Regions from separate parts of the Mus musculus genome. Here regions 1, 2 and 4 are each linked to region 3. A link is a loop called in an ENCODE intact Hi-C map of the cell type or tissue named here. Cell type or tissue: left cerebral cortex. All regions are shown on one strand. Region 1 has its middle 11 kb from the start of Ropn1. Region 2 has its middle 23 kb from the start of Ropn1. Region 3 has its middle 59 kb from the start of Kalrn. Region 4 overlaps Kalrn (kalirin, RhoGEF kinase).

Region 1 (5,000 bases), 66 kb before region 3:
GAACTAAACCTGGGACCCCTGGAAGAACAGCCAGTACCCTTAACCACTGAGCCATCTCTCCAGCTCAGCTAAACTTTCTTAAGTGTACCATCTGCTTCTTGCTGGATCTTCAGACTGTCACAGGAGAATTCTCTCCTGGCTCCTAATTCAGAGCTGGCTGCTGGGACCACTCCCTTGCTGTCTAGTGTGTATGCCCTGCAGCGTGGCGATCTATTTGTGGTGTCTACTATTTTCCGTGTTTCTACATTCTCTTGGCATAGTTCCACACTCAGCAAATGTTTACTAATGAAAAATATGAGTTTCCTGAGCAAAATATGTTTAAATGAATTTTTTGGTACCACATTTTTTTTTCTTTTTTTCTTTTTTTTTTTTTTTTTTTTTTTTTTTTTTTTTTTTTTTTTGAGGAGACCTAGCAAGTCCCAGGCCCTGTGATGTGAGGTTTGCTGTTCAGTTGCTTGGTTTCATGCAAGTTCATCCGTTGCCAGATGAAGTTTCTGTGTATTTGTTGCTGCTGAATATGGAATTCTCATTAAAATGGACGGTTTCTGGATCGTCTTTCTCCCTGGAAACCAGTCCCTTCTTGCTCTAAAACTCCTTGCAGCGGTATCTTACTGCTGGCCATGGAGAAATGTTCCACTTGCCCCCATGTCCAAAGCCTGGTGCCGTGCTGTGCCCTAGCACGTGTTTAATAAATGCCCCTTTGTCCCAGGATTCACTTCAGTTGGTTTTTATTTAAATATTTAATGAAGTGAAATTGGGTATAAGTGCCTCCTTAGGGAATCTTGGGAAAGTACAGGGATGTAATCAAATGGTTCGCAAATTGTACTTACTTATTTATAACCCTGATTTGAAAAGAAGGATCGGAGTTTTGAAAGGGGGCGTTCACATTTTACAAAAAGTGTCTCCTATGGAACGAGGTAGGGAATCGTTCCTAGGAGAAGCGGGATGTGCCAAGCCACTGTCTCGAGTTGCTCCTTCCGATCCGTCTGATGCGGTAATGGTTCTTTGTAGCGGTGATTAAAACAGCAATTCCTTCCGACGACTGCTAACTCTGCTGTGGAAGTATGAGTTCAACCCATGACTCTAGTTATTTTTACGGGGGGGGGGATCCTCTTAGGTTTTCGCTGTGTCTGAGTGCTAAGGGGAGGGGAGGGGAGGAGAGTGAAGGGGAGGGGTGGACCAAGTGGGTGTGGTTCATCCAATCCACCTGAATGATTTTACAGAAGATCTTGAAAACTCGGAAGCTGACACAGGCTAAGTGACCAGGCCATGCTATTTTTTGGGGGTGGGGGGGGTGGGGGTGGGGATGTTCTAGGCACTTTGCCCCGCACCAGCCTCCCTTCCATTGAGCCCTGATCTGCTCTCAGTGACTCCTGAAACAGGAGGTTATGGTCACAAGCAACATGAAGGAGTATTCTTTCTCTGAGAATACCCCAAGGATTGCTGCTTCTTTGTAACCTGTCCTGAGATCACACACACACACACACACACACACACACACACACACACACACACACACACAATGCTCTTCCATGGCTAGTGTTCCCTTTCCCACATAGTGGTGAGAGACGGGCCTTGCTCTTTTGCTCTTTTGCTGCTGGTTCGGATGTAGCAGCAGAAAGAAACACTTAAAAAAAAAAGTTTTTCTGATAATGAAAGTGACACTTTGTTGTGCAAATTTGGAAAATGCAAAAGGTTAAAGAGATTTAACAAAATATGCCCCCTCCCCTTAGACCTATCTCCCAGAACCAATTGCTGCTTTAAGGGACAATTTCCACTCTCAGGAGCCAGTCCTGGTCCCCATTGCTGGAACTCCCGTTTGATGCTTTCTCAGCTGAAAATGCCTGGATTCTACTGCAATGCTTCCTCCTCAAAGGCTCATAAGCTGCAGAGTCACTGAAAAGGGCAGGCTACAAAATGTCTATACAGTATGATCTTAATCGTGTAGAAATGCTCACTGATAATAGATTAAAGAACCAGGTTCTTATATCAACAGTGGTATTAGATGTCTTAGAAATGGAGACACTCTGGAGTGGGGGAGGGGGAGCATTTTGGGGGGTGGTAGCTTTTCATCAACATACAAACCTCCCACCAAAAGCAATTTCCTCATCTAGTAATAACGTTGCTCCTGTTAATCTCTTTAGAAGGAGGAGAGACCGTGACCTCTCCCTGACTAAACTTCTGGTCTCTGGAGATTGTTGTCCTTGTTCGTCTCTTCCTGTGCCCACTCAGGAAGAGTGATTTCTGCAGGCCTCAATTTGTATTCCATGCTAGCAGTGGGTTTTCCCAACTATCCTCCTGGGAACACGATTCTGTTCTCTACATAAAAGCAAAGATACAATTAAAGCTACGCATCAGAGAGCAATCAAGGGAACAACTCACATTACCATGGAGAGGATGCTACTGCATAAGGCAGTTCAGCAAACATTCTCTTCTGGCTGTTGCCCCAAATGCAGAAGAGACGCTCCTGGCTCTGCAGCCACCCGAGTGTGGCTCATCTCAAACGAACCAGTGTCTACACACACAATATGCTGTCTTCCTCAGGGGCCTGGTCCAGAGACTACCGTGTTTTCCTCAGTTCTTATCTGTGGCCTGTGTGCCAGGGAATCACCCCACTTTCCTTGAAGACAAGGGACATTTGTTGGCTTCTGTTTAGGATTCTCCCAGGTAGCCTTCCTCAGATGAACTTGGGTAGCTGGCTTCCCTGCAGCTGCTTGAGATGCTAATGCCTTGTGGTTTAGTCAGCAGTAGAAAGAGGAAACAGAGACGTTTGGATCCATGATCCATCTCAACAATTTCACGGAAAGGCTTGGAAAGTGTGAGTCTCTGAAATTGATAAAGGTTAAATGACCAGGGCCAAACTATGGTTTTTGTGGGCCCTACCCACTTTTGCCTTTGTGAACCTCTCTTCTATTAAAAATACAAAAAACGTGTGTTTTATAATTGTTGGCATAACGACAAATACATCATCTTACAGGAACCCAGGTTGATATTGGGCTTTTTCTAAAGTGTTGACCGTGAGCCTTGGATATGAGAATATTACGGGGCATATTAGGCTCTGCATTGCTGTGACGAAATAGCCAACAGAAAAACTTACGGGAGGAAACATTTATTTTTTTAAAATATTTTTTATTATTACATATTTTCCTCAATTACATTTAGAATGCTATCCCAAAAGTCCCCCATACCCTCCCCCCCACTTCCCTACCCACCCATTCCCATTTTTTGGCCCTGGCATTCCTCTGTACTGGGGCATATAAAGTTTGCGTGTCCAATGGCTCTCTCTTTCCAGTGATGGCCGACTAGGCCATCTTTTGATACATATGCAGCTAGAGTCAAGAGCTCCAGGGTACTGGTTAGTTCATAATATTGTTGCGCCTACAGGGTTGCAGATCTCTTTAGCTCCTTGGATACTTTCTCTAGCTCCTCCATTGGGGGCGCTGTGCTCCATCCAATAGCTGACTGTGAGCATCTACTTCTGTGTTTGCTAGGCCCTGGCCTAGTCTCACAAGAGACAGCTATATCAGGGTCCTTTCAGCAAAATCTTGCTAGTGTATGCAATGGTGTCATTGTTTGGAGGCTAATTATGGGATGGATCTCTGGATATGGCAGTCTCTAGATGGTCCATCTTTTTGTCTCAGCTCCAAACTTTGTCTCTGTAACTCCTTCCATGGGTGATTGTTTCCAATTCTAAGAAGGGGCAAAGTGTCCACACTTTGGTCTTCGTTCTTCTTCAGTTTCATGTGTTTTGCAAATTGTATCTTATATCTACTAAGTTTCTGGGCTAATATCCACTTATCAGTGAGTACATATCATTTGAGTTCTTTTGTGATTGTGTTACCTCACTCAGGATGATGCCCTCCAGGTCCATCCATTTGCCAGACAAAAAGGCCACCAATAGATTGGGAAAGGATCTTTACCTATCCTAAACCAGATAGGGGACTAATATCCAATATATATAAAGAACTCAAGAAGGTGGACTCCAGAAAATCAAATAACCCCATTAAAAATGGGGCTCAAAGCTAAACAAAGAATTCTCACCTGAGGAATACCGAATGGCTGAGAAGCACCTGAAAAAATGATCAGCATCCTTAATCATCAGAGAAATGCAAATCAAAACAACCCTGAGATTCCATCTCACACCAGTCAGAATGGCTAAGATCAAAATTTCAGGTGACAGCAGATGCTGGCAAGGATGTGGAGAAAGAGGAACACTCCTCCATTGTTGGTGGAATTGCAAGCTTGTACAACCACTCTGGAAATCAGTCTGGTGGTTCCTCAGAAAATTGGACATAGTACTACCGGAGGATCCCGCAATACCTCTCCTGGGCATATATCCAGAAGATGTCCCAACCAGTAAGAAGGACACATGCTCCACTATGTTCATAGCAGCCTTATTTATAATAGCCAGAGCTGGAAAGAACCCAGATGCCCCTCAACAGAGGAATGGATACAAAAAATGTGGTACATTTACACAATGGAGTACTACTCAGCTATTAAAAAGAATGAATTTAGGAAACATTTATTTTAGTTCATGGTTTCAAAGGGTGAACTGTGGTTAGCTTGAATCTGTGTTTCTTGGCCTCATTGTGGCAAGGGTGAACATGACAGCAGTGTGTGTGTGTGTATGTGTGAGCAAGGGGAAACTATTGACCTCATTGTGGACAGGAAGCAAAAAGAGGACAAGGCAAGATTGTGCATTTCAAAAACATAGCTCTTCTTATTTCCTCCAGCCAAGCTTTGCCTTCTACAGTTTCCAGAACCTTCCATGATAGTGCTGCAGACCACACATTTCACATATCTACCCACTGAGAATATTCATAATGCAAATAAATGGTTCAGATAGTAGTTTAATTCGAGAAAGAATTGTTTGAGCACTTTATATGTGCCACACAGAGAAGAACCAGCCGAGGACAGAGGACATGGCAGATATTACCAGCATGTGTTGTTCCCTGACATTGTGCTCAAAGGCTGGAGGTCCTCCCTGGGCTTTTGACATG
Region 2 (5,000 bases), 55 kb before region 3:
ATCGATCCTTGGGGTAAGAGAGTCTTACAAGTGTCTGCTGTGGTTGGAAAGCAGAAAGCCTTGAAGGCAGGGGAGATGCATGCGGGAACTCTGGGATGCTCAATACTGGGCGGTATCTACGTACAAGGAGACAATGTTTCTGTTCATCACATCTACCTGATACTAATTGCAGTTTGTTTCTATTCTCTTCCTTTTATGCTTGTAGCACTGAAAGGGTCTTCACTGAACTTCCCTGGAGTGTGAGGGCACTCAAATTTCAACATCCAAATATCTGTCTTCTTTAACTTCTTCCTTGCCATTTTGCATACCTGTGGAATTTTGTGAGTTTTGAAACATCCACACCCTTGGGGAATCACATGGTTTACAATACCACCATCCCTCAACATCCCTGCCACACATGCTGCCTCTTCTGTCTCTAGAGCCACAGGGCTGTTCATCTGCTTTCTGTCAGTTCAGGAAAGTGTGCATTTTCCAGACTGAAATAAATATAATTGTATTGTGTGCATTTGTCTATGTGTGCTTTTTTTTTGCTAAGCATAATTACGTTAGGATTCATTTATTTTATTGGTATATTATAATTTATTTCTTTTACTGAGAAATAATATTTCATTATGTAGCATTTTATCTAGTCACATGTTGAAGGACTTGAGTTGTTTCTTGTTTGGGGTTATTATCATTGAAGTTGCTATGAATATTCATGTACAATCTTTTGTGTAGGTGCAAGCTGTAATTCTTCAGGATAAATGCTTAGAAGTTCGATGGCTAGGTCATATATATCAGTTGCATATTTGAACATTTTAAGAAACTACCACACTTCTTTTTCAAAGCAGCTATACCATTTTACATACCCTAAGGCATTGTAGGAGAGTCCAGTTGTTTCCAGTGTCAATTTGCTGTAGTTAGTCTTATAAATTTCTTGAGGTGCTAATGGGCATATTATGGTATATTTTATTGTGGTTTTTAATTTGCATAATGACCAATGCTCACTATTAACTAATTATATCGGAAGCTTGTAATGTCTTTATAGGCCATTTATATATCTTCTTTGGTGAAGAGCCTCTACAAAGATTTGCTTAATTCACTCTTTTTAAAACGTTTCTGTTCCATGTTTATTTATTTTATGTGTATGTGTTCTCTTATGCAAGTCTGTGCCACGGTACACATGTGTATGTTCTAGGCAACAAAGCTAGTTCATTCTCTCCTTCGATCACATGGGTCCCGGGGATTGAGCAGGTCATCCTGCTGAGCCATCTTGCTAGCTTCTGTTGTTTATGTTTTAAACTATATCATTTGTATTCTTGAGTTATAAGAGTTCTTTAAATATTCTGTACATGAGCCTCTGGCCAGATATGTGTCCTGCATTGTCTCCCACTTTCTATCCTAACTGTTCATTTTTTAAAAAGTCTCTTTCAAATACATTTAATTTTTTTTTTATTAAATCCAATTTGTCAACTTTAATTTCATTATCTACACATTTTCAGAGTGAAGAATCTTCATCGACTCCCCCACACATTTCTCCTACATTTTCTTCCAGACATGGTAGAGTTTTAAATTTATTACTCATGGTGGTTAACACTAATTGTTACCTTAATAGAAACTCACCTGACAGATGAGTCTCTGGGTATGCCTGGGGATTGTCAGGATTACATTGACTAAGGCAGGAAGACCTGCCCATTGTGAGAGGCACCTCCATCTTTGCCTGGGATCCTGGAAAAGGGAGAACAGGCAGGGAGCTGAGCACTCACGGGCTTGCTGCTTACTGACAGTAGGTGCTACTGGGACCAACTGCTCCAAGCTCCTCCTGCCTTCACTCCACTGGCGATACATTGTTCCTTGATCCATAAGCTGAAATAAACCCATTCGTCACTAAGTTGCTTTTCTCAGGCTTTTTTTTTTTTTTTTTTTTTTTTTTTTTTCACAGCAACTGGAAAAACTAAATCAGAAAGCTGGTACTGAGCGGCTGAGTCATAAACTTGGCCATGTGGTGCTTAGCAATTTGGAGCTGGTTTTTTAGGATGAATGTAGAACAATTTGGAACTTTGGGCTAGAAAAATTCTTGAATGCTGTAAGCAGGGCTTAATGGGCCATTTTAGTGGGAACTTGGAAGACAGACATACTGAGAGAAATGCAGACAGAGAACTCTCAGCCTGTGAGGTGTCAGAGGGGGAACCAGGACTCCATCAGAGACTAGGATGGTGGCCATTTGTGTGCTATTCTGGCTAAGAATATTGCATTATTCTGTCAGTGTCTTGCCAATTTGAGTGACTCTGAATTTAAAGATCACTTGGATTAATTTATTAGGCAGAGGAGATGTCAAGATAGCAGAGCAGTCAGGCAGGGTCTGAGGAAACAGCTGTAATTGTTATAGAGGTCAGCACCACGGAGGAGAAACCTTCTGCAATCCACTGGGGCAGCAGGAAAGATGTCCCGAAGACAAACTTGCAATCCTCAGAGGCTCCATAGAGACCTGGCAGCAGAATTTGGCAGAGTCATCCAGGTGGGATTGGTTTCAGAGGCACAAAAGATACAAGATTGAGGAGGCCATGGGGTCTTGTTCTACAATTTTGGAGAACAATGATGGCTTCTTTGGAGGCCAAGTGATGTGTGGCAGGGTCAGATTCCCTTTGAGGAAGCCCCGAGAGACCATTTTGTAAAGCTGTGAAAGGCGGTGCTTAAATTACAGTGGAGACCTCCCAATGTTGGGGATTCCAAGGCTGTGGGATGTCTGCCAAGGAGAACTGCCTACATGGAGTAGTACTGGAGAGAGAGAGAGAAAGAGAGAGAGAGAGAGAGAGAGAGAGAGAGAGAGAGAGAGAGAGAGAATATGAGGCTACCCAAGCCCTTTGGAGAGCCTAGCTATTTTATCTGACTAACTCCAGAAGTCAGATATGAAGTTATAGGATTTAGTGTTGTCCTGCTGGATTTTAGTCTTGCTTTAGTCCAGTTATTTCTTGCTATGCCCCAACTCTTCCTCTGGGGTAGAAAAGTTTGTTCTGTTATTATATGCTGGGAATATGTAACTTGACTTTTATTTTATAGGAGCTCACAATTAAGAGACTTTGGACTTTTCATGGGTCTGAATGGTTAATGACTATGGGACTTCTGGATGCATTCTGCCTTATAATGTAGTTATGAACCTGTGGACACAGGGGTAGAAGGTTATGACTCAAAATGATTTGTTTGGGAGTCAAGTTAATAAAGGGTGGAATTGTGATTGGGTGTTAATTTTCACCTAGAGCTGCTTCTAGAATCAAATGGGAGATGGGCCTCTATGCATGTCTGTGGGGATTATCTTGATTGCATTAATTGGGGATGGAGGGGAAGGCCAGTGGGTGGCACCATTCCCTGACTGAGATCCATGACTGCATACACAGAAAGGGAGCTGATAAACAGCATGCATCCATTGCTGTTCACTGACTGCAGATGCAGTGTGACCAGTTGCTTCAAGTACCTGCTGCCTCGGCTTCTCCACCATGATGAGCTATGCCTTGAACCATGAGCTGGAATAAACCCTTCATCATTAAGTTGTTTTTGTCAAGGTGTTTCCCCATAGCAACAGGCAAAGGAACTACTATTCTTACGTATATTCTTTATGTTTGACCTCTGGGATCTTTGGGTCCAGGGATCTTTTCTACATAGGTCATTAGTATCTATTTTAACCCTCTAGGCTTAGGTGTTTTAAAACTTACTTCTAATAAGGATTCTCAAATGCTTTGACCTCCACCATCCAGAGGTAGAGGAGAAAAGATGGTGTCTTAGTCAGGGTTTCTATTCTTGCAGAAACATCATGACCAAGAAGCAGGTTGGGGAGGAAAGGGTTTATTCGGCTTACACTTCCATACTGCTGTTCATCACCAAAGGAAGTCAGGACTGGAACTCAAGCAGGTCAGGAAGCAGGAGCTGATGCAGAGGCCATGGAGGGATGTTCCTTACTAGCTTGCCTCCCCTGGCTTGCTCAGCCTGCTCTCTTATAGAACCCAAGACTACCAGCCCAGAGATGGTCCCACCCACAAGGGGCCTTTCCCCCTTGATCACTAATTGAGAAAAGGCCTTACAGTTGGATCTCAATGGAGGCATTTCCTCAACTGAAGCTCCTTTCTCTGTGATTACCCCAGCTGTGTCAAATTGACACAAAACTAGCCAGTACAGATGGTAAATAGGACAAGGGGATGTGGACCTGCTTAGAAGTAGTTTGGAGGTGATTTCCATCTCCATTTGTCAGGATATCAGCAGTCCAGTTCAATAGTGTCAGAATACCAAACACAAATCTCAGTGGGAGCGACCAGAACCAGCCTAGATGCCAGGAGAAGTTCTTTGACATGCCTCTTTCAGTGAAGTGAAGATCAGCAAAGATGCAAGAACAATAAAGCATTGCAAGGCTAGCTATGCAAATGCCCTGACACTGTCCATTGAGTCCTATTTATACTCTCTCCAAATATCATGTGTCCTCCTGAGGGTCTTTTTAAAAAATTATTAGATATTTTCTTCATTTACATTTCAAATGCTATCCCAAAAGTCCCCTAACCCCCCTTCCCCCACCCTGCTCCCCTAACCACCCACTTCTTAGCCAGGGTGTTCCCCTGTACTGGGGCATATAAAGTTTGCAATACCAAGGATCCTCTCTTCCCAGTGATGGCTGACTAGGCCATTTTCTGCTACATATGCAGCTAGAGACACGAGCTCTGAGGGTACTGGTTAGTTCATATTGTTGTTCCACCTATAGGGTTGTAGACTCCTTCAGCTCCCTGGGTACTTTCTCTAGCTCCTCCATTGGGGGCCCTGTGTTCCATCCAATAGGTGACTGTGAGCATCCACTTCTGTATTTGCCAGGCACTGCATAGCCTCACAAGAGACACCCCACATGAGTCTGCCTCAGCAAAACACCAAGTGAGTCTGTAGCACATGACACAACCAGAAATGTTCACTTCATAGCCCACAGTAGGAACAAAATTCAAGACCTGGAATTTTTACATTCTATTTGACCTTACAATTTCATAGGT
Region 3 (5,000 bases):
ATATCAAGGTAGGAAGTGACGCTGAGGCCACAGAGAAACTCTCCTTATTTGCTTGCTCCCCATGACTTGTTCAGCCTGCTTTCTTATACAACTCAGGACATGGGTGGGACTGTCCTCATGTGTGGGGGGCCCACCTACACCTGCAATTGTCAATCAAGACAATACCCCCATAGACTTGCCTACATGTCAATCTTATGGGGTAAGTTTCTCAGTTAAGATTCCACTTCCAAGATATGCCTAGGGTTTGTGTCGAGTTGACAAATTCCAACCAACATGAGTCCTATCAATTTTGCTTCATGTATTTTGAAGTGCCTGACAAGGTACTAACACATTCCGGATCAGTAATCAAGTCTACTTGTTGGTTTGAAATGTCCATCTCTATTGGTAGTAATAATTTTTTTGCTCTGAAATTTTCTTTTCTGATCTCCATATAGCTATGAATGTTTAACATTTAAAGTAGAAATCTAATAGAAAAATTTGCGTCATTATGTGGGGATATTCTCTCACTTTTTAGACTTTATCTTTTCAGAGTTTGATCGGAACCTCCCTTAAACATATAACATTTCTTGTGAGCTGACTCTTTGCCAGCTTCTGGTTCTTTTCCTGCAATGGAAGCATTGGTGTCATGGGCATGTGCATGTGGGCAAGTTGGCAGGTCAGGGGATAGGCACAGATTGACAGTAAAGGACCACTGGTGGGTCTCAAGTTTGCATGTAGGTTTGATAGGTGTACAGACGTTTGGGCATAGTTACTTTCCTTTCCTTCCTTCATTCCTTTCTTTCTTTCTTTCTTTCTTTCTTTCTTTCTTTCTTTCTTTCTTTCTTTCTTTCTTTCTTTCTTTCTTTCTTTCTTTCTGTTAATGGGTTAAAAAAAAAAGAGGCAGAGACAGTGAAAGAAAGGTGAGGGCAGAACGTGTTGACTTCAAATGGTGATTCCTCTCCTTTGCTGCCTGGGTTACTCTGGATAGAGAGCAGCCTCAGGTGTTTTGGCCCCAGGAGGGAAGCAGAACCAAATTAGATTGCCAGAGACAAACAGATCCAGAGACTGGGAATAATGGGTAGGAGGCCATCAACTAGAGGCAAGCACCAGGTTTTCCCATTAGGTGCGTTCGAACACATCAGGTCAGATACTGCCTCCTCTTTCCAAAGGCCTGGGCGAGGCAGCAGCAAATAGCCCTCAACACATTGCATTAAGTTCTCAGGTCTGAAGATCCTGTTTTATGGCCACTAACACGCTACCAACTAATTATTGTTTAATTATTGCTTAAAAAACGGATCAAACCGATCACCACAATTCAATCACCACACTAATTACTCAATATAACATCTGCTTTCTTTTCTCCCCCCCCCCTTTACCTTTTTTTTTTTTTTTTTTTTTTGGTTGTTATCCGGTTTCTCCTCAGCTCTACTTTCTAAGTTAATTGACATTCAGCTCGCTGCAACACCCCCTTTATCCAGGCCAACTGGATCTCTCCATTCACTGGAGAGAGAAGGACAGAACAGAGAAGGCCCCCGGGATTAGGGAGTTTTGATTGCTGTCCAAGAGGAGCCCTGAGATGCGGGCCAAGGACCAGAGCAGGACAGAGACAAATGAGAGACACAAAAGAGCGACAGGACAGGAGAGATAGGCAGGAAAGCATCCGTAAGAGGAATAAAACGGAACACGGTTCTCTGAGCCGCTCGCTCAAGAGATGTTGAAGGGGATACTGAATGAGGGTAAAGAACAGCTGAAAAGGGGAGACATAAGCAGGGATGCGGTGAGGCCTCCGAGGGCAGGGCGACCAGGGGCAGGTCAGGAAGGAGAGGGATGAAGTCCAGCCTCTAGGGACAGGCCAGTCCGACTTGGGGACTGAGGGCACTTGCTGCAGGAGGGGTGCGGGCAGGTCCGGATTCCCAGCGCGCACCTGGGAGCAGGGTGGGGCGGGGAGGTGGCAGGACCCGGAGCTTGCGGAGCTTGCGGCGGCGGCCGCTGAGTCCCCCGCAAGCCGGGAGAGCGCCCGGCGGCCCCGCCCTCCGCCCCGCCGCCTCCTCGGCCCGGGCTTTTCCTGCGGGGCTCAGGAAGCCGGCCTAGCGCGGCGCGAACAATAGCTCGGCCTGGGCTCCGGGAGGGCCCGCGCGGGCCTCGGGGAAGGGCGCGTCGCGCTGCGGGCCGCCCGCGGCGAGGCCCCGGGCCCGCGGGAGCGTCCCTGCAGCTCGGAGCTGCCCGGGTCATTGTTGGCTGGGACCGAGGGAGCCGGAGTCCGGGAGGAGCCACGGGAGCCGCGGCGGCGGGAGCCAGAGGGGGAGCCCGAGAGCTCGCGAGCCAGCCAGGGAGCCGGGAGGGAGGCAGCGAGCAGAGCGAGCTGAGCGAGGGAGGGAGGAGGTAGGGAGCCAGGGAGGGTGGGAGGGAGGAGGAAAAATAAAGAGGAGAGAGCCGAGCGGGGCTGAACAATAGAGACGGGCGGACGGGCGAGGAGAGGCAGCTGCCGCTGCCGGGCACCGCGGGCGCGCAGGCAGCCGGGACCCCGGGCCGGCCCGGGCTAGACAGCAGGCGGCCAGCGCCCCGGGGAAGGGGAGCATGGGGGGACCGGCGGCAGGCGCCCCTAGCCCGCCGCGCGCCGCCGCCTGAGGAGGCTCGGCGCCCCCCGCCGCAGCCCCCCGCCCCGCGCCCGCGCCCGCGTCCCGGAGCCCCGCGGCTGCCGGCTCTGTGGCCACGGCCGCCGCGCCCTCCGCCCACCGGGCGCCGCGCCGCCCTCGGCCCCAGGCTTCGCCGGCGCCCGGCTGCCCGCGGACGCCCTCCCCCAGTCATGAACCCCCCGGAGGGGGCATCGGAGGAAGGGGGAGCCGCCGACTCGGACGTGGACGCCTTTTTCCGGACAGGTAAGATCTCGGGCACGGTTTCGGGGATGGCGGGTGAGGGCGGCCGCCTCGGACGCGGTGTCTTCGGACAAGTTTGGGGACCGCAGGCAGGCTGCTGCCGGGGCGAGCGAGTCGGAGGCGGCTCCCCGCGATCGTCGGGGCTGGAGTTGCGGAGGTTCACGTTGTTCTGGCGGTGCTGGCTGCAGTTTGGGGGAGGGTGTGGGGGCTGGGCGCCCCTCGGCGTTCACCCCAGTTGCGGGAGTCTGTGTTGGGGAGGCGGGAGGCGGTCCCCCTGGGCCGCCTTCTCTGGGAGATGTTGGATCACTTTGCAGCGCGCCGCTTCAGCTACCGGTGTCCCGGCCCCTCCCTCGGCTCCCTACTTCCACAGTGCCTATCTGCGGGGCTCCCGGGTCGCCCGTGGTCGGTATCCCTTCTTCCCTCCAGGGCTCGAGGCCCTGATGTGCAAAGAGGGGCAGCAAGGGTCGCCAGGCGCTCAGACTGCAGACTGACAGGCAGAAGCCAGGCGATGAGAGAACGTGCAGGGTGCGTGTGGGGAAGCGGCATCTGGGACTTTGGACCCGCTGGGAGGATCGGAGGCACCTTGGACCCGCTGCTTGGTCCTTTCTCCAGCTCCGGGAACCGATGAGTTTTACCTAAGAATCACTTACTGCTGGAAGTGCGAGTTAGCGTCCCTCTTAATACACACCCACCAAATCTTTGCTTGCCTGCAGCGCGTGGAGCCTGTGATAGCTTTCCAGCCTTTGCGCCTCTGTACCTCCCAAGCAGCCTGTCTGTAGCTGCTCCTGTTCTCTGGCTCCACAGTCCCTTCCCCAGAATAGACACCGATCACCCTCATCTCCTACCACCTGTAGCCCTGTTTCAAACATCACCAATGTCCCCTGTACCTGTAGCTTCCACCAGCTCCGTTGTGCAGTTCCCCAGCTCCCCACACGTCTGCAACCATTTTGTCTGGAAATCTTTGTCCCAAGGACTCTGATAAGTTATGGGCGCCCCACGCATCTGCTCTCCCTTCGGGAAAGTTGGATCAGAGGACATGAACTGGTGGGGGTCAGGGGTCAGGTTAGCTCTGGAGGCTGCACACCCATCTGTTTCCTAACCCTGTTGCTTTGCCCTGGAGGACCACTCTAGGGAAAGGAGTCCCGGCTCTTTGTGGGGGAACTTGTGGCTTTGAAAGTCAAGACTTAATTGGCCCATATGGTCATCTCTAATTGGTCTGGGGAGGAAAGAGCTGGAGGACGGGAGTTGATGCCAGGGTCTGGGAAAGGGGAGGAGGCTCCTGTCATCCTGTCCTGCTTCCAGGGCTCAGCTTGCCCTCCCTCCCTCCTCCATCCTGGAGTCAGCATTTTCACTTTCCTCCCCCCCCCCGCCCCCCCCCCCCCGTCCCCTCCCGTCCCCTTTTCTCTCTTGCTCCTCTCTCCCGTCTTAGATACCAAAGCCTGGATTCTAAAGAGGTGTCTGCCTTGGGTTTATAGTCCTGAATCTAGGGAAAGAGGCTCTTGGAAGCTAAGTGACATCCAGAAACACTCACCAGGACCTCCCTCTTCCAGACCCCACTGGCATCCACCGCAGCCACGCCTAGCAGCTGTATTTTCTAGCTCTGGGGGAAAACCCACCATGGTATGAATTCATATTCTACCCTGAAGTGTGAATTCCTGTTCTTCATCCCCTCCCCTCCTCTCCCCTCTCCTCTCCTGCCCTCTCTTTTCTCTCTTCTTCCTTTCTTCTTCCTGTCTTCCTTACTTTTTTTCTGATAGGCATTTATTTGTTTTGTAGCTTCCAATTCTAGAGACTTGTTAATTTGTTGCTTTCCCTAGGACCTTTCAAATAGTTTACATTGTCTGGGCTGGTCTCAGATCACAGAGTCAGAAGTGGGCTGGGGTCAGTTTCCTACGGGGGGTAATGTCCTTCCACAGGGCAGTCTTGCTGGCTTCAAGGATGTGGTGGCAGCTGTGGTGGTGGTAAAGAGAGGCTAGATCTCATGTGCATTTAGAATCAGAGGCAATTTAAATCCTCTGTACACAGACCTGCAAGTGATTGATGACCTGTGGCAAGCTGTAAGGGGGGAGTCTAGAAGAGCACCTTTCTGCTTCATGGCCTTCTGTGTTTGGGCCCTCGACCTTCACCCCACTTGCAGTCTATCAG
Region 4 (5,000 bases), 110 kb after region 3:
ACCCCCCACCCACTCCTGCGCCATGCTGCTTTCCCTGCTCCATGCTGCTCTTCCTGCTCTGGCTAAGAATAAATCATCACGGTTGCATAGCAACCAGTTTGGTTTCCTATACTCCTCCTTCTCCTCCCACAAAAGTGCTTCAGCTCTAAATTTAAGGTAGTGTGTCAGGAGGTTCTGTTACCACACAGAGGCCCTGGAACCCCCGTCTTGCTCCTCTATAGCAGCTGGCTCTATGAAGATCGGAACTGTGGCTGCTTTGTTCACTGTGCTGTGTGCGCCCCCCCCCCCCAACCGTGGTACAGGTCGTGGTCCCAGGCACACACTAGGTATTTAATATATACCAATTTGATGGTGAATGGATGAATCATCTTTTTCAGAATCTTACAGTTGAGAGGTGCTCCTGGGAAGGGGATATCTCAGATGGGCCCACAGGGTACCTCTTTGGTCCGGATGCTACCCTTCTCCTTTCCACCATGTGTGCTCTCATGTCTGCCTGCATTTGGACGATGATGTTGCTTTTCTTTTTCCTCCATGCTGATGGTTTAGGCAAGCCACACAGTTGATGGAGCCCCGTAGGAGGAGCTAGTCAGTTGGGGCTTCCTGAGTCCTGCATTGGAATGGAAGTCAGTCAGATTTAACTCTTTGGTGCCTTCAGGAAGATGAGCCTCTGTGAGCAATGGTGTCATAGTTCCCTGGGTTTGAATCTTGACCCTGCTGCTTGCAAGCGGGGATGGTCTGAGTACAGCCCAAAATTTAGCTCATGAATTATAAGAACTGAAGGAGGGAACCTACTAAGAAACAAGGGTCCTTTTCCATTTGGGTGTGGAGGCAAAATTATCCCAGAAAATGCCTGTTAGTGCTGGTGATAGAGCATCATCAATATGCAGGCAGGCAGACCGGAGGGAATAAAACAAGCAACATTTAGCAGTTCTGATGTTTCCAAAGCTTCCAGTGATGACTAAAAAGCTCCAAGTTCAGCAAGGAAGTCTGTGGTTTCCAACTGTTCTTAAAGCAGGGTAGATATCCTGAACAAGTACAGGAGTATTTTCTGATGTAGGGCAAGTCATGTGAACAATGAAACCTATTAGGTGGGTAGGAAGGGGAGACCCGAGGAGTGTCTGGTGAAGGTGCTTTCCCAGCGTCTAAGGCATTTTCTCTCTTCCTTTATTTTCCACCTTAAAAAAAAAATGTGTTGGATTTCACAGCTGATTCCCCAGTTTCCCCGTGTTCATCTCCTTCTAGATACCCCCACACAGCATCCAGATTATCTCAGTATGCGGCTCAAGGAGTGGGAAGGCCAGGATGCAGAGGGAGAATGACAAATTCAGGGGCTCCTCCAGGTCATGAAAGCATTGGGGTGGGGGTCTCTGACAGCCAAAAAATAATAGCATCCCCAAAAGGTATCCAAAGATCAGAAGCTTGGGCAGCCCCAAAATCACACTGCTGGTGTAGCTCATGAGTTCAGCCAACCTTTCCTTGCTCCTTGACACGGGGCGGTCGATACTTCATGAGGCCTTGAGTTTGTTACCTTTGTCTGCCCTCAGTAGGCAGCTGGCATCTCTCATCCCCGTCCCTGGCCTCTCTGCCCTGGAAGTCTGCAGTCTCAGACACGATCTTGGACTTAGAAGCCTCCAGAAAAACAATCGATGAACAACCATTAGATTAATAAGAAATAAATGAGATGAAGTGTTCGCATCCTGTGTGAGCAGAGGCCAGTGAGGCTCAGGGGCCTTCTGGGTGTGCGTTTCAGAAAGCCCCAAAGTTTGTTGCTTGAAAAAGGCAAGGATGAAGCAAATCCATGCTTTCTTAGAGCACAGTATTTCAAAGCAGCCTCCTCTGCTTCAGACCCGAGAGAAGACAAAGAGGGATACATCCTGGCTGGAGCTTGAGGCTAACCCTTGGGAGAAGACCCTCTAGGGTAGGGGTGTGTAGGGACAGAAGTCAGGACCAGCTTCACATCTGCCCCAACTCCTCACCTATTAACCCAGTCATTTGTCTTCTGAGCATACATCTAAGGACCTTCTGAGTTCTTAGACTAGTCGCGTGGAATAATCTCTGCGACTGAGGTACAGGCGTGAGTGTTTAAAATGTTTTTCTGTCTGATTTTACTGTCCGGTCTGAGTAGCCAACCTCTTTAGAATGCCTGGACCTGACTTCCAGTGCAATTCACTGCCCTGTTTTGGTTAAAATTGTGCATACATTCCCAGTGACACAGTGAAGATGTGGCTTGCAGCCCTTGTGACTTGCTGGCACATTGTGACCCTTTGCATAGGTGCTTATTGGACAGCCATCATGTGCCAGTGTTGGAGTGACACTGAGAGATTAGCCTGACGGTATCCCCGGGAAGTAAATTAATAGATGTTCTCCGTTTGCTCGCATGTTTATCTAGAGAGGCAGGAGTTGATGAATGGCACTTTCTGCAATTTATTCTGTCTTTTCCTTCAGTAGAAAAGAAGCAGTGACCATATCTGTGCATTTCAGTTAAGTGGAGATGCATCCAGTAGTGGGGGAAAAAGAGAGACGAGGCTCAGACAAACAAGGAGGGATGCCAAGGGACAGAGTGTCCTCCTGGGGCAGGTCTTTACAAACGCACCCATTAAGTTGTCTAAACTGTGAAAAGGTAAAAGTAAATAATATGTCTGTTTAAATCTTTAGGTTGTCAGCAGGTAATTAAGCTCCCATGAGGTGTCTGGTCATATTCAAGGCCCAGTGGACATGGTCCTAGCACTGAGAGAGTTTGAATCTAAGTGAGGAATTGAAGTCAGGATGCAAAGCACAGAGACTTTAAACCTTGATTGTTAACGTTCCCCTGGCTGTCTTGGAGGAAGGAGGTGCCGAGTGGAGCTCCCTGTCCACTGCAGAGCTCTGCCAAATGCTTGCTGCCAGCTAGCGGTGAGGGGGACAGAAATGGAAAGGCTGTATTTAGAAACTTCACACCAGTTTGCAAAGTAACGTGTCTGTTGAATCTAAAAATTAAGAAATTAGAGCTTAAATGTTGTTTTTAAAATTAACACTCCTCTGGCAGTGTTATTTAATTTTTTCCACTAAAGTATTAGTTGATGACAGATTGTAATAAAAGAAAAACAACATAAAAATTCAAACTGATCATTCATTGAAGTTTCACTTGAGGAGTCCTGGGCTGAGGTAACTGGATAACAGAGATGTCTAGGCAGGTTAGAGAGGTGCCAGAATATAGAGAAAGACAGACAACTTGTCACTGAAAAGCAAGGAAGAATGTGCCTTGAAAACCCAGACCTTTTCCTGCCCAGAGTTCTAGGACCATAAATAGTTTTGGTGGATGCTGGTCTTTCTCATGTGCTTCGTACTAAGTTATTTATTGACACATTGGTAGTAGCACCTGCCACCAGCATCCTTTTGCAGCAGATGGAGGAGGACAAATTATGTGCCCAGGTCCTACAGCTAGGAAGTGGTGGCTTCTATTTGAGAACCAGGTATGTTGGATTCTAAGTCCTGCTGGTTTAACTCCCCACCTGGGCAGACCCTCCAGGTTACAGGGAGCACAGGCAATGTGCACTGAGCCTCCAGATATCCCAGAATTGGAATAAGGAACAGGCACTATACATATTCAGATGTATGGTGCACAGTATGACAAGTTCTCTGTGAGACAGTAGAGTGTGAGCTTTTGCCTGAAGTTTCTGCTTTCAGGTGTTTTTTTTTTTTTCTGTGCATATTTCCAGAAGTATTGGAGTGGGTAGACTCACCCAAGGTTAGGCCTTTTATTAGACTTTGAACTGTCACTGAAATCTCATCTATCTATTTAAAATCTTTTTTTAAAACCTGAAATAATTAGATCCATGGGAAGTTCAAAGAAACAGATGAGGAAGCCTGATGAACCCTCCATCCCGCATCCTTTCCTGTTAACACTTTACTCAATGAAGATACAAACTCGGAGACAGACATGGGTGTGATGTTCAGACTTACCCATCGATTTTGTCTTTTGTATTTTAGGAGAAGAATCAAGGATACCTCTAGGTGCAGAAAAAGTAGGCTTTTCTGGAAGCTGGGCCACATCGTGACGTTCTAGGGGACTAGTGTGACACTCTTATATATGAGTAGCATGTTATTTAGCCTCCTATCTTAGCATCTGAGCACCATGAGGCACGTGGTTTGTTCACAACAAATGCTTTGTCTTGAATGCTTGATTTACTAAAATGTGCATACAAGCATAATGGTTTCCTTCCATATTGCTGGGCATCCATTGTGAAGGGGGAGTGAGATTCTCCCACCTCTTACTGCTCTGCAGGGCATCACTGGAACTAGAGATGTGTGTGTTGGGAAGGGACACACACACACAGGAGAAGACACTGCAGTCTGGTATGGAAGCTACGTGACAAAGAAGTAGTTATCTCCACTGGGCTGGACGTGTTTGGTCAATAGCGAAAGGCCATCAAGAATGGAAGTGACTCATGAACTTGTAAGATGGCTTCAGTGCAAGTCTCTGCCTTGTGATTAAGATTTGCAGAACAGGCCATTACAAGAAGAGCACTGGAAGGCAGGCCAGGTTCTGGTTGTAGGGGGATTCTTGGGATCAGAAGCTTCTGTGGAACCTTGTTATGGAAGAACAGCTGTGGGCTTTGAAAAGACTGTTGGCTTTTTGATAGGAAAGTTTTTGGAAGCCTGATGAAGAGCTCCTAACCAGGCTGGTGAGGTGGCTCAAAGGGTAGAGAGCTGCCAAGCCTGACGACCTGAGCTGGGTCCCAGAACCCACATGGTGGAAGGAGAACCATCTTCCAAAAGGCATCCTTTGACCTCGACACCTGTGTTGTGACATCACTCCCTGATCAACATATAATGTAGTGAAAATAAGCCACTCAAACCCTCCTGTGTGACTTGTCTATCTAGGGAGCATCAGAAGTGAGCTCTTGGGTTATCTTTCAGGCAGCGTTTGGGGACATCAGCCCTGGAGAGGTGGGCTCTGATGTAGGCGACAGGTATTAGTTATGTTAATCAATTACTGAAATTAAGGAGACGATTATCAC

The links. Hi-C counts contacts between places; a loop is a spot of excess contacts. Peaks named below come from ENCODE experiments on the same cell type or tissue, not always from the same donor. Only the 100,000 strongest peaks of a DNase experiment are listed, where the experiment ranks them.
Region 1: a loop joins it to region 3, with 2.2 times the contacts of the local background. A loop is called at or near these places in 4 of 42 quality-filtered maps.
Region 2: a loop joins it to region 3, with 2.7 times the contacts of the local background. A loop is called at or near these places in 5 of 42 quality-filtered maps.
Region 4: it touches region 3 in a loop (6-fold over the local background); 6 of 42 quality-filtered maps call a loop at or near these places.

What each region holds. Positions count from the first base shown.
Region 1 is chr16:34,637,282-34,642,281 of GRCm38, reverse strand. No RefSeq gene overlaps it. Among named protein-coding and RNA genes, the nearest start is that of Ropn1, 11 kb to the left of the region's middle. In left cerebral cortex, no CTCF peak of the experiment used is centred here; a DNase peak (open chromatin) is centred at 2,497; H3K27ac peaks cover 1,018 bases.
Region 2 is chr16:34,625,502-34,630,501 of GRCm38, reverse strand. No RefSeq gene overlaps it. Among named protein-coding and RNA genes, the nearest start is that of Ropn1, 23 kb to the left of the region's middle. In left cerebral cortex, no CTCF peak of the experiment used is centred here; DNase peaks (open chromatin) are centred at 1,967 and 2,679; H3K27ac peaks cover 1,117 bases.
Region 3 is chr16:34,570,965-34,575,964 of GRCm38, reverse strand. It overlaps a transcript of Kalrn not described here. Among named protein-coding and RNA genes, the nearest start is that of Kalrn, 59 kb to the right of the region's middle. In left cerebral cortex, CTCF peaks have their summits at 2,272 and 3,788; DNase peaks (open chromatin) are centred at 1,881, 2,289, 3,128, 3,662 and 1 more place; H3K4me3 peaks cover 3,338 bases; H3K27ac peaks cover 2,150 bases.
Region 4 is chr16:34,464,719-34,469,718 of GRCm38, reverse strand. The region is part of intron 1 of Kalrn (kalirin, RhoGEF kinase); the gene reads left to right. Among named protein-coding and RNA genes, the nearest start is that of Kalrn, 47 kb to the left of the region's middle. In left cerebral cortex, a CTCF peak has its summit at 2,917; DNase peaks (open chromatin) are centred at 99, 554, 1,052 and 2,865; H3K4me3 peaks cover 376 bases; H3K27ac peaks cover 3,041 bases.